Linked DNA regions of Mus musculus: region 2 is linked to region 1. A link is a contact called in ENCODE Hi-C data. All regions are on one chromosome and are shown on one strand. The core of a region is the stretch at or near the end of the contact, and the rest is flanking DNA. Distances in the headings are between cores, read along the strand shown.

Region 1 (6,030 bases), core at 1,195-3,694:
GAGCAGAGAGATAAGAAATGTAGGAGTCCCCACTAATGGATACCAACTGTGCCACGAGGCACATATCATCTAACAATGAATGTAGACAATGGCCTCATGGAAGTTTAATAACTTGGTCAAGGTCATATCATAAATGCAAAAGCAGACTCAACAATCAAACCCATATTACCTGTATAAACTCATTTTTTTGTGGGTTGGGGGGAGGGGGTGACACAACATCTCTCTACATGGCCTTGACTGTCCTGGAACTTGAAGAGCTAAATCCATGTGTCCCTCCCCTCCCAAGTACGGAGTTAAAGGTGTGTGCCATTAAACTCATGCTTTTAAATTAACCTAAATAAACTAACCTGTGCTGTGACCAGCTGTCAGAAAGCATCAAGGGCAGAAATCAAGCAAATGAGGGGAATATTAACAAGCACTTCCACAACCTTTACATCCTTCTAGGCACCCATTAAGTCCTTTGCGCTATCAACTCAATCCTTACAAATCCATGACTCACAGCCACTTTACACAGGAGGGAACAAGGGCACATTAGCACCTTGCCCAGGGACACACACCTCACAACTGGAGCAGCCTGGGTCCAGAGTAGACTCCGATCACCAGTCTGTGCCTCTCCAACAAGCCATGGAGGGAGATTTACTGAGCCCTACCATGATCCAACCTGAAGGAAGACATAGGAGAATAGGAAAGGCTGCTCTTTACCTTGAATTCAGGCCAGAAAATGGAGCACCTGCAAACAGGCATAACTAGGCAAAGAAAAAAAAAAAAAAAAAGCAGCTGGGTCCCAAGTCAGGCCTGGACAGACACCAGAAGACAAACATATGACAAACATAAGGAGACTGGGGGAGGGGAGAGAAAGGGAGGGAGAAAGGGAGAGAAAGAGGGAGGGGGGGAGAGAGAGAAGAGAAGAGAAGAGAAGAGAAGAGAAGAGAAGAGAAGAGAAGAGAAGAGACACACCAAAACTCGGGCAAAAAGAAAGCAATACAGCGAGGCAGGAGGACAGGGAGGACAGAAAGACAGGGACCCTGAAACAAAACACACACATGACACCCAGGGCTGGGGGGGGGTGGGAAGAGATATAACTTAAAAGAACACAAAATTTGCACTCAAATCCCGGCCACATAAGCAACCAGCAAAACAACCCTGTGACTCAGTTCACCTAACTGTGTAACAAAGGGAGGGGTGCTGCCCGGCAAGCTTGCTGATTAAATAAGACGGGTACATAAAGAACTTGGTTCTGTGCCCCACAGATAGTAGGCGCTCGGTACTCCTGGCTGCTATTATTATCAGAAAAAACATTTCCAAAAGGGTGGCATCTAAAGACGCACTATCCTAACACCAACTACCTACTTCAAGCATGTTCAAAAAAAACATACTAAATCTCACAAATGCTGCTGAAAATGGGGCCATTTTCCACAGTTAATTTAGAATTTCTTATTAAACAGTACAAACAATATAGTGAGTCCCCAAGGGGGACTCAAAAACCTGGTATCAAATACTAAGCGAGACAAAATCTCTAGTAACTAGAGCTACTAATAATCACATGCTTAACTCCAGGCCAGACACTGTAAGGCACTTTACCAGGACCACTCCAATGCGCAGAGACCCTGTGGTGCAGGAATTATGAATGCTTCCGTTTAGAAGACTAGGAAAACTGAAGACCAAGGCAAGCAGCGGGGGCTTTGGAATCCACAGCCAGAGCTCTTGTCAGAACACCAGAGACTCAGAAACCTGGGAAGCACATCCTAAGCAAAAGCAGTGGGTTCCTAGAAAGGAATTTTGGGCCTGGGGACGACAGCAATGACCCGGAGAGAAATAATGCACCAAGAGGGAGACCAGTCTGGGGAAATGAAGACACAGAAACCCAGAAAATACAAGCATTGCATGCATCCTGACAGGAACACGGAGCAATCCAAGACACAAACAGCACTCGGATCTCCAAGCCCTTTTGTACAAACACAGAAACACAGAAGCAGAGCAACACAGACAGCAGGGCCACGCGAGACGGGGACACTGACAATCCCAAAAAAAGACACACACCGGCAGGCAAACCCGACCCGGGCACAGCGGTACAAAAGCAGCCACAAGCCATCAGCGGCTGGAACACCGGCTCCGAGGCTGGCTGGACCCGCGCGCGCCACGGCCCAGGCCGGAACACCGGACTTGCCGCGACGGAGGCCAGCATTGCGCCCCTCGCTCACCTCGGCCCGCTTATACCGGGCTTCCAGGGGTCATGACGGTCAGCCCCCTGCCCCCGCTCGGCCTCGGTGTCGCGGGGCGCGCGCCGAGCTGCGGGAAGCAGAAGTGCGCACGTGCGCACGCACAGACGCACGGAGGGCCGCACAGCGACGGCCCCGCCGCCCCGGCGCCCGGGAGGGGCGCAGAGAGCCGGGCGGGGGAGGGGAGCCGCCGAGCGGACGGGAAGCAACCGAAGGTGGCAGCGGACCGGAAGCGGAAATGAACTCACGTGCCCCGCCCTCTGCACTTCGCCCGGCAGCCTCCACTTCCGCGACCAAACCCACCCCGGCACCATTTCCGGCGCACGGGACTGCGCGTCCTTATGCCCTTGCGTCACTTCCGCATCTACGCAGCAGTGGAGACGCGTAAAGGTCCAAGCCTTGAAGCCTCCACTGTGGCTACCCTCGCGGGACCCTCAGGCCTGCCTCCTTCCCTGGGTGCCACCCTCCACACCCTCGGCCGAAAGAGACGGGCGGACACACTGGACACAGATGAGGATCCATAAAGTAAAATACAACAAAATGTTTAATGAGCAAATTCGTATTAGCAAATATGAAACTGCCACAGAGAGGGGGAGCGGGACAGAGACCACGGGTTGAGTCAGGAAGACTAAGGAGAAGAACCAACTACTTAAGAAACCAGGGTGGAGAACAGGAAGGACCAGAAGCCAAAGGACGGGAGCTGTGGTCCTGCAAAGGGAGAGGGCAGGGCACTGAGGGCCAGACAACAAAATTCAAAATAGTTTGGCCATAAAATATAAACACGCTATGTTCCTACCATGGGGGAAGAGAGGAGGAAAGGGGTGTAAGGGATAAGAGGCTGTTTGGGAAGGGGCTGTGGAGGTCCTACCCGCCCTGCTGTGCACACAGTCCCCATCCCAGCCCGTTCCCTCTGTGTCTGTGTGGGTGCATGTGTCTGTGTGGGCCTGTGTGCACTTGCCCAGTCCCCTTCCTGCCCTAGCCCCCCACCCCCCACCCCCCTTAATTGCTGCCATTCCAGTTGCTGCCGGCTGTCATTCGGCTGTCACTCCTCTGCCCATCTTCTTCAAGAGGGGGGAAAGGAGGAGGGGACAGGTGGGGGGAAAGTCCCCAGCCAGCCCTGCCCCCACCCTCCCCCAGCCACCTCTACCAGAAGTCCCGACGGTGGTAAGAATCAGGGTCACAGTATTTTGTGACCACCACTCTGTTGGCGAACTTGCGACCGGTTAGACCCTGCATGGCTTTCTGGCAGTCAAACACAGAGGTGAACTCCACGAAGATCTGTAGGAACAAGAGGCATATCTGTGAACAAGGTTGGCTCCTAGCATCTACTCAGCATTCATTTAAAGTACAGAATCAGCACAGGAAATGAGAGAACACCTCACCACACTGCACAGAGGACTTCAGTTCAGTATGAGGGTGTTTACCCAAACGTTCTCCAGTACCCAAGAACAAGGCACAGAAGCGAGACATCACAGAAATGAAGAAAACCAGGCAGGCCTGAGTCACTTAAGTACACGGGGCAGTGGCCAGAGGCAAGACCCCAGAGGAGAGAAGGGGTCACTTCTGCATCATGCACCCTACAGTGTTCCCCAAGCCACAACTGTCATGTTCTCCCCACAGACAAGGTAAGGAAAGCTCAGAAATTAGGACTCAAGCCCAACCTGAATTAAAACAGGTTCATCTATCCATGTTGACAAGCCTGCTTGAACCACTCAATCACCTTAAAGGAAATGATTACAATGAAGGTCCCCTAACATGGGAACTGCATGACTACCGCACTACTTTAACAAACCAGTTGACTTCAGAAGAGAGTGGAGAGAATATGAGATAAAAGTGATAGAAACTTTATGGGGCCAGCAAAATGGCCCTACAATTCCGGCATCCTGCATTCAACCCGACTCCTTCCCAAAACACTGTCCTATGCTTGCACAAAAACAAAAACAAGTGAGTTAAAAGGGGCTGGAGAGAGAGGGCTCAACAGTTAAGAGCACTGACTGCTCTTCCAGCGGTTCTGAGTTCAATTCACAGCAACCACACAGTGGCTCACAACCATCTCTAATGGGATCCGATGACGTTTTCAGGTGGGTCTGGCAGCGACAGTGTACTCACATACATTAAATAAATCTTTTTAAAAAATCTGTTAAAAAGAAACTGCAACCAAAATCAGGATTTGGACCTTACTGAAACAAGACATTTTAGAGATAGTAACATTTAAACAGAACTTAGGTAGACTAGACACCAAGGAATTAAATGAAGACTGTTTTACTATAATAGCATTCTTTAAAAAAACCAAGGTTATGGGTTTAGCCCGCTGGTTCTGGGGACAGAGATAATAAGCACTGTCTGTTAACACAGAAGTGTAGCTAGCACCTACTCTTTAAGCTTTAAGTACTCTTTAAGCTTTAAGTACTCACTGCATAATCCAGGTGTGAGGATACACATCTGCAATCCCAGCAGGGAGGCTGAGGCAAGATCACTAGCCCAAGATCAGTAGGGACTATGCAGTAAAACCCCATCTCAAAGCAGAAACAACCCCCCCCCCCAATATTGATAACTTAAAGCTGGATAATATACACTAAGCATCAGCATCAATCTCATATACTTTTAGAAGTTTAAGAATAGAACAAAGGTTAATATGGTAGCTAAGTGACACTAGTTCAAAGCTAGCCAAGCTGAGGCACCATAGTAAAACCCCATCTCAAATGAAAATCAATACACTCTCTCCCCCCGACAAAGAGTTAGCCGCTCAAGAGGCCAGTCTGTGCATTCAGAGATCCTGTATTTATTTACTCAATCCCCATTTAAGGCAGGCTTCCATTAAGGTGCCAGCCTGAATCAGAAAGAGTGGCATATCAAATACAGGCAAAGAAGCAGTCAAGAGGCTTTTTTAGTCAGATAGTCTTCTTCCTTTTGACTACTGCACCAGACCTCTGCTGCATTCCCAAGATTCATTTGAAACCTGCCCAGCCTCCCCATGTCTGAGTTTCTATCAATCCTCACCCACTTGGGAGTTCCCATCTACCCAGCTAACTGCTTCCTAGCTGACTCTATTAGGATATCTAAGTAACCTCAGAGGCAGTAGGCCTAAAAATGGCTCCACCTCACCTGTCACTCCCATCTCCACAAACTCATCCATTTCTCATTGCCCATTATAGTCACCACATCACTATGGACACAGAGATATTCTGAATGTCACTGGGCAATTTCGCCACTTCAAGTTTTATGGGGCATACAACCTGTATGTTTTCACTAGATAATATCACCTTGACTAAACAGTTTTATCTCCCAGCACAAGACATACTTTAAAGCAGGCCACCATCTTTCTCTTATACTAATACAGGCAACCCCATGGATCACCTGACTCATGACTCGGCACTCTCCATACATTATCAAAGAGCTAGCATTACATCAGCTTCCTTCTATCTGTGAAGCTCCACTCCTCTACAAGAAAACCCTAGGCTTCTTCCTCAAGTTCATAAGGACCTCCATAATCCTCTTGCAAAATTGGCCTCTTCTCTCAAATCCTGCTCATGGTCCTTTCAGCCATAACAAGAGTTCCTAAAAACCAATGGCTGAACATCCTGGCCTCATCTCATTCATACTCCTGCAATGTAGCAATTAGCTCTACAGGGGCAAAAGCAAGTCCCTACATTGAATATACCCTAACCCCAACCACACACACAGCAATCCTACCTAAAGTCTCTGCTTCTGTCCATCTGCCTAGGACAGGCACCTATCTAAAACCAGAACTTGGGTCTATGGAAGTGGCTCAGGGATAAAGCACTTGCTTAGTTAGCTACAATAAGGCCAT
Region 2 (6,030 bases), core at 1,160-3,659, 1.4 Mb after region 1:
TTTGAAGGTCCTGGTTGGGGAGATGAAGAATCTAGGGATGGGGCTGGGAGCAAAAAGAATTTACTGAGTCCACAAGGTCTCCTTAGCGCCAGAAAAATCCAACTAAAATTCTCCAAAGTTTCCCTCCCTCCTGCCCCAAATTTTAACTCTAAATCCTAAAATCTCACCTGCTCCCTCCTGCTCCGCAGAAGGCTGGCCATCATCACTGGTCTCACTCCCTTGGGTAGCCTCACTTCCACCGGCTTCTTGGCCTCCTTCATCTGCCCCTGAATCCTGTTCCAGCTTCTGCTTCTTGGCAGCCTGGCCCTCTACGATCTTCTCTAGAAGCTCCTGACGCCGGGTCTCCCGGGCCTCGGCTGCCAAAGTGTTCTGATCCTGGAAACTCTGCTCTTGCTGGCGTTTGAACGATGCTAGGGCCTGAGAAGTAAACTTAACTGGAACCCCAAGACACATCCTGCAGTCCCTTAGGAAGACAGGAATTCTGACCAGTTTACAACCTTCCAACAGGCCCTCCCAGGCCTTCCCACTATCAGGGCCTTTCGTTTCTTACCAAGCCATGGTTGCGGGGGTCCGGGCGCGGGGCGCTGACTAGGGTCACCGCGCCTATCTCGGCCAGGAGCCGGGCTTCTTCAGGCAGCAGCAGAAGCGGAAGGCCCAGGCGCGAGTTCTGGCGGGGCCCGCGGGGCAGGGCGCCCACCGTGCGTCCCCCGACTCCCAGACGCTCCCGCAGCGCCTGCACGGCCTCGGCTCCCCACACCAGCGAGCGGCCATTTGCGACCTCCACCACCAGCATCTTCCTGCGGAGTGGGGGTGCGTCGCGGTCACCCAAACAGCCCCACCGACCCGACTGAAGTCTTCCACGCCCTCAGCGCAAGACCCCGCCCCTCACCCCCCAAGGGGCGGGGCTGGGGTTGCCACCTGCCCCCCCCCGCCCCCCAGCCAAGATCTACCCAGGGACCAGTTAAGACCACGCCCCTCACCCAGGTCCCACCGTTCCGCTCCCCCTCAGCTCCAGGTGACCATCTTCTCTGCCAAAGCGTACCACCATCTCTCGTCCCCTCAGAGAGACCTCCCGCCATAGTGGTGCACCGCCCTTTTTGCAAAGTGGGTGTCTTCTTATGCGTCCGTCAAATCTCAGAACCTCAATGTAGGGTGGTTTGCTCAAGCCACACCCTCTTCTAAATACTTGGAGCCCAGCCCCTCCCCTTTCGAAGTGCCCAGATTCGCCTTTCCCGCCTATTCTGAGTCGGACTTTAAAAGAAACCCAGTCCTGTCTTGCGCCAGCTGTTCGATGTTCCAGCATCCTAAATTCGGCTCAATCGGGAGTCCTGCCTACCCGAACGCAAGCGTTTCAGCCTTCGGAAGATCTCGACTCTATTCCCGAACGCATGCGGGAGATCTCGGCTCAGTAGAATCAGCCACCCCCTCTAAGTTGCAAAAGGTTCAGCATTCGACCCTAGCCAGATCCCATCGTTCTTCCAGCTGTGGCCCCGCCCACTTCCTACCCAATTTAAGGAGTTCACAATTACGATTGAATCCACAGTCGCACTCGAGGTGCAGTGTGCGTCGTGGCTCCCTTTCAATCTGTCGTACTGTCCTCAGGCAGAGGCAATAAGTCAACCCCTAGCCAACACCAACTCTCGGCTAAGGCGGAGCTGGCCCTACGTAGCGCGTCCTCCGTCATCCCGTCAGGTCAGCAAAGCGGAAAAGCCAAGAAAGCCCTCACTGCCACTCCGGTCTGCACAAATGGGACCTTGAGGGTCATTGCTCTGGCCTCGCCCCCAAATCCACCAGTCATGTCGGCCCCGCCCCTTCGCCGTTTTCCGGTCTTCTGTGGCTCCGCCTTCCTCCCTCAAGACTATTAGCTCAGCCTGTTAAGTCTACTGATTATTTCCAAAGTTAGGCCAAAACGGCTGCCCTCAATATCATTTGACCGTGACCTGAAAAAGCATTCAGCTATCTGAAGTAAGTCCAAATATGCGATCCCGCCCACACCCCGTGGTTCTTTGACTCTCGGACCCCGGCTGATTCCGACTATCTCCGAAGTAAGCCGAAGCATGCGGTCCCGCCTACTTCGTTCTGCGTTCTTGAGCCCGCCTAACACTACACAACGACTTTTGGACCCGATTATTTCCGAATCAAGCCGAAGTGTGTGGTCCCGCCTACATCCGGCCGAGTTTGTAAACGCATCTAATTCCGAGCCGTGACTTTGGAATTCGGCTATCCCCGAAGTAAGCCGAAGCTGTGGCACTCCATGCCGAGGGCTTGAATGACCGAGTGTGCCCGAAGGAATCCGAAGCTGAAAGTCTGTCTCTGAGCTCCAGGTCCCTCCTCCTCAAGTCTCAACGGGACTCGAAGATCTTGGCCCCGCCTCTCTGACCCGAAACCCCGCCCCTTCACGTACTGGCAGCTCTTTGCCCGGGGACCTCCTAGAAAGATCGCGACAGGCATCTTGCGGCAGACTGGTGTTCTGGGTACCTTTCTTGCGGTGCTGTAACTCGTACAGCCGCGGCTCTCGGGGCCTGGACCGCGCAGCCCTGCCGGCGCCCTCCAGAACGGGCAGTGCGGGGGCGTGCTGAGCTGGGGAGGCGTGGCGCGAGCCGAGGCGGCCTCGAAAAGGAGCTCCGCAGTCTTCTGGCCCACGGACGGTTCAGGTGGGCCCAGGTTGGGTTGCATGGCGGCGTCACGAAGATCGTAGGGTGGCGGGGTGCGGGGACAGCGCCCAGAGCGTGGCCGGGCTGGGTGGCGTAACCGCCTGTGGATCTGCCGAGGCAGAATCGGATACACGCTGGCCTTCGCTGCGCGGGGCTGGGCTACGAAAGGTGCTTGCAGATCGTACAGGGTCATTGCCTTCTCTCCGAGGTACGGGTTAAAGAGGAGCCCAGAGCTCAGAGCTTAGAAAACAGGATGCTAAATGCTGGGCTTCTCCGAGCTGGGCGGGAGTGGGAGTACTGGGTCCTGTAAGACGCAGAGGAAATTGGGGACCCAGAAGGGCTCCAATGTACTCAGGAGGGTGAGGATGATACAGATTCCTGGGCTCTCAGAGAAGAGGGGTGTTGTGAAGGATTGTTTTTCTGGCCGGAAGGTGTGGGTCATAAATGGAAGTAGAAGTACTTTTGATTTCAACATTGGCAAAGGGGTGGGGTGGGGGCTTAATTCTTGGGTCCTGGAAGGAGGAGTGAGCTGGAGGCCTGGGTTCTCAAAGGGGATTCTACTGTCTTCAAAAGAGGAAGGGACTGGAATACTGGTTCTCACTGTGAGTCCTTCCTCCCCCAGACCATGACACCCGAAGAATGGACATATCTAATGGTCCTTCTTATCTCCATCCCTGTTGGCTTCCTCTTTAAGAAAGCTGGTGAGTCAGGTTCCTTGTCTAGTGGAAAATTAGGGTGAGGGAGCTGGGGTGGGGAATCACCCCTCCCGAAGGTTCTAGGCTTATACTTTACCTTTTCCTTTCAGGACCTGGGCTGAAGAGATGGGGGGCAGCAGCTGTGGGCCTGGGGCTCACCTTATTCACCTGTGGCCCCCACAGTTTGCATTCTCTGATCACCATCTTGGGAACCTGGGCCCTCATTCAGGCCCAGCCCTGGTGAGAACTAGGTGGTGAGAAAGGAAGAAGGATGCAGAGAAGCAGCAGTCTGTTTCCTCTTCGAGTCTTCTATTTCTTCTCCTTTAATCTTACTGTGTGTCGCTATGCCTTGGCCATCTTTCTTCCCACCTTGTGTCTTTGCCCCAGTCCTCAGTATCCATGTGGCAGACTGACTTCCATAGTCCAGTCAGGCTGAGCTCTGGCTGAAGTGCCTTCCTTCTTCCAGAAGCTTCTCTTAATGCCGGTCATTCTTTTCTTATCTCTGGCTGTGCCTCTTCTGTCTCTGTTACTCACCAGTCTTCTCACCTCTTCTTCTCTGTCTGAATGTGGGCAGGGGCGGGGGTGGGTATCTCAGGAGAAGGAAACAGAGGCTAAGGTCCCTGTACCCAACATTATGACTTCCCACCTCTGTCCTAGCTCCTGCCATGCCCTGGCTCTTGCCTGGACCTTCTCCTATCTCCTCTTCTTCCGAGCCCTCAGCCTGCTGGGCCTGCCCACTCCCACGCCCTTCACCAATGCTGTCCAGCTGCTGTTGACACTGAAGGTGAGACTTGGCGAACACTACTTCTTTTAGTCTCCCTGGGAGCTGGGGAGCCTCCTTGCTTTCTCCTCCCAGACTTTCTCATAGTAGGGGGAGGGCTGTGGAGTTTTATCTTTCACAAACCCTAAGCTTGGGACTTCATTTCTCCCTGGGGACAGAGTTCACCTCCCACATCCTCTGGAGCAAGTCTTCACCTCTCCACTCATTGCAGGATAAGGAGATAACCTGAGTGCTCTATCACAAGCCATTTGGCACACCTAGAATCTTCCTCCCCAGTGTGTTTTGCTAACATGCTCTTCTTGAGTCTGTAGCAAACCGTCCTCCAAGGAGGAAAATTACTCTATAGAGAAGGTATCCGGCCCAAGGGCTCAAAGCTGGGACAAAGTGCAGGTTTGGTTTTTCATTTTTGAAACAGAGGCTCGTGTAGCACCCTATGTTGGTCTCAAACAAAGAAGACACTGAACTTTTGATTCTGCCTCCAGCTCCCGAGTGCCAGAATTGTAGGCTTGCACCACTGTGCTTGGTTTATTATGGTTCTGGGGACTCGAGCCAAGGACCTCAACACACTAGGCAAGCACTTGACCAAATGAACTACATTCTTAGCCATGGGTCTGAATCTTAATCACCTAAGAAAAGGGCAAGAAGTGAGTGGTCCTCAGTGCCTAGCCCAGACTACAACAGTCGTGAGCTCTTGCTATGTTCTAGGCTCCAGCAACGTAGCCATGGACAGTCCAGCCAGGTGGAGAACTGGTTTCTCCAGACATCTTTGTTCTTATGGCAGACACAACATTAGGCAGAGATTGGTCAGCTGTGCATTGGAAGAAGTGCCTTTTGGGTGTGTACGAACCTACACATGTAGATAGGAACAGGCTGGGCATTGCAAACTATGCTTGCCACGTCCACGCACTTTCTGAATAACACGTGGTTGAAAGGGCAACGGAAGCCAGGCCATAGGGGGCTCTGTGGCCCCATGCCCTCAGGAAGAAGTTTGTTTGTTTGTTTGTTTGTTTGTTTGTTTGTTTGTTTGTTTTTGACCTAAGTTTGAATCCTGACACCTAGACTGAGTGGCTCTGGAAGAAACAAAAACAGAAAACCCAAAAGGCTCGAGTGCTGGTGAACACTGGTAATTCCAGCTCTCGGCAAGTAAAGGCTGCAGAATGAGGAGTTTGACAATAGTTTGGATTGTATAAGACCCTGTCTGGAACAGACCAGTTAGGTGACTATGAAGCAGCTTGATCCATATACACTGTGGGCTGTAGACAGTGATTCCGATTCATGTGGGACATGTTGCTTTGAGGATGATTAGAGGGGTTTGGGTTATGACAATGGCTTGGTGAAAAGGAGACAGTATTCTTTAAAAAATAAAATAAAAAGCTGGACCAATAGCTGGGTCAGGGGAAGAACTGTATGTTGTGGAGCCTAAAAGGGAAAAGAACCCCATTCTACCCCTTAAAATCAGGAAGAAGTAGGAGAAGTGCTGGCTTGGTTCTCTTGCCTCTCTCTATCTGCTGGGGCTCTGTCCACTGAGACTAACATGAAGCAGGACACAGATGTGGCCTTTTAAGAGTTTTGTCTCAGGCTAAGATAGGTTGAGTAGATCTGGAAGGGCAGTTGGGACATCTTTACCCCCCATCCCTACCCAGTGGAGTCAGAAAGGAATATAATCTCAGTTCTCCTAAAGGGGAGCTGGGAGGACCACAAGTTCAAAGCCAGCCTGAACAACTTAGCATGTCTTCGTTTCAAAATATAAAAGGGGGTGGGGGGGGCTGGGATGTGGCTCAGTGTTAAAGCACTTACATAATGTTTGCAAGGCCCTATGTCTAAGTACTAGAACAAAAAGGAAGGAAGGCAGGCAAACAAGCTGTGGAGTTGTATGAAAGCAGAAAGAAAAAAGAGAGAG

What was found. A loop is a pair of places that touch in the nucleus more often than their neighbours do.
Region 2: a loop to region 1 is called in a map of gastrocnemius, with 4 times the contacts of the local background. The contact joins the promoter of Mboat7 here to the promoter of Epn1 in region 1. A Hi-C loop is called at or near these places in 2 of 37 maps with a recorded cell type or tissue (T-helper 17 cell and gastrocnemius).

The regions. Positions count from the first base shown.
Region 1 is chr7:5,076,649-5,082,678 of GRCm38, reverse strand. It overlaps Epn1 (epsin 1), which reads right to left and starts at 2,444. Exons shown (of 12, transcript NM_010147.4): 1 at 2,202-2,444; 2 at 558-661. U2af2 (U2 small nuclear ribonucleoprotein auxiliary factor (U2AF) 2) reads right to left here. Exons shown (of 12, transcript NM_133671.3): 12 at 2,734-3,497. The coding sequence ends at 3,363.
Region 2 is chr7:3,689,365-3,695,394 of GRCm38, reverse strand. Mboat7 (membrane bound O-acyltransferase domain containing 7) reads left to right here and starts at 2,409. Exons shown (of 8, transcript NM_029934.4): 1 at 2,409-2,654; 2 at 3,277-3,355; 3 at 3,460-3,589; 4 at 4,007-4,133. The coding sequence starts at 3,280. It overlaps Tsen34 (tRNA splicing endonuclease subunit 34), which reads right to left and starts at 1,785. Exons shown (of 5, transcript NM_001164204.1): 1 at 1,506-1,785; 2 at 551-797; 3 at 168-417; 4 at 1-43. The coding sequence starts at 793.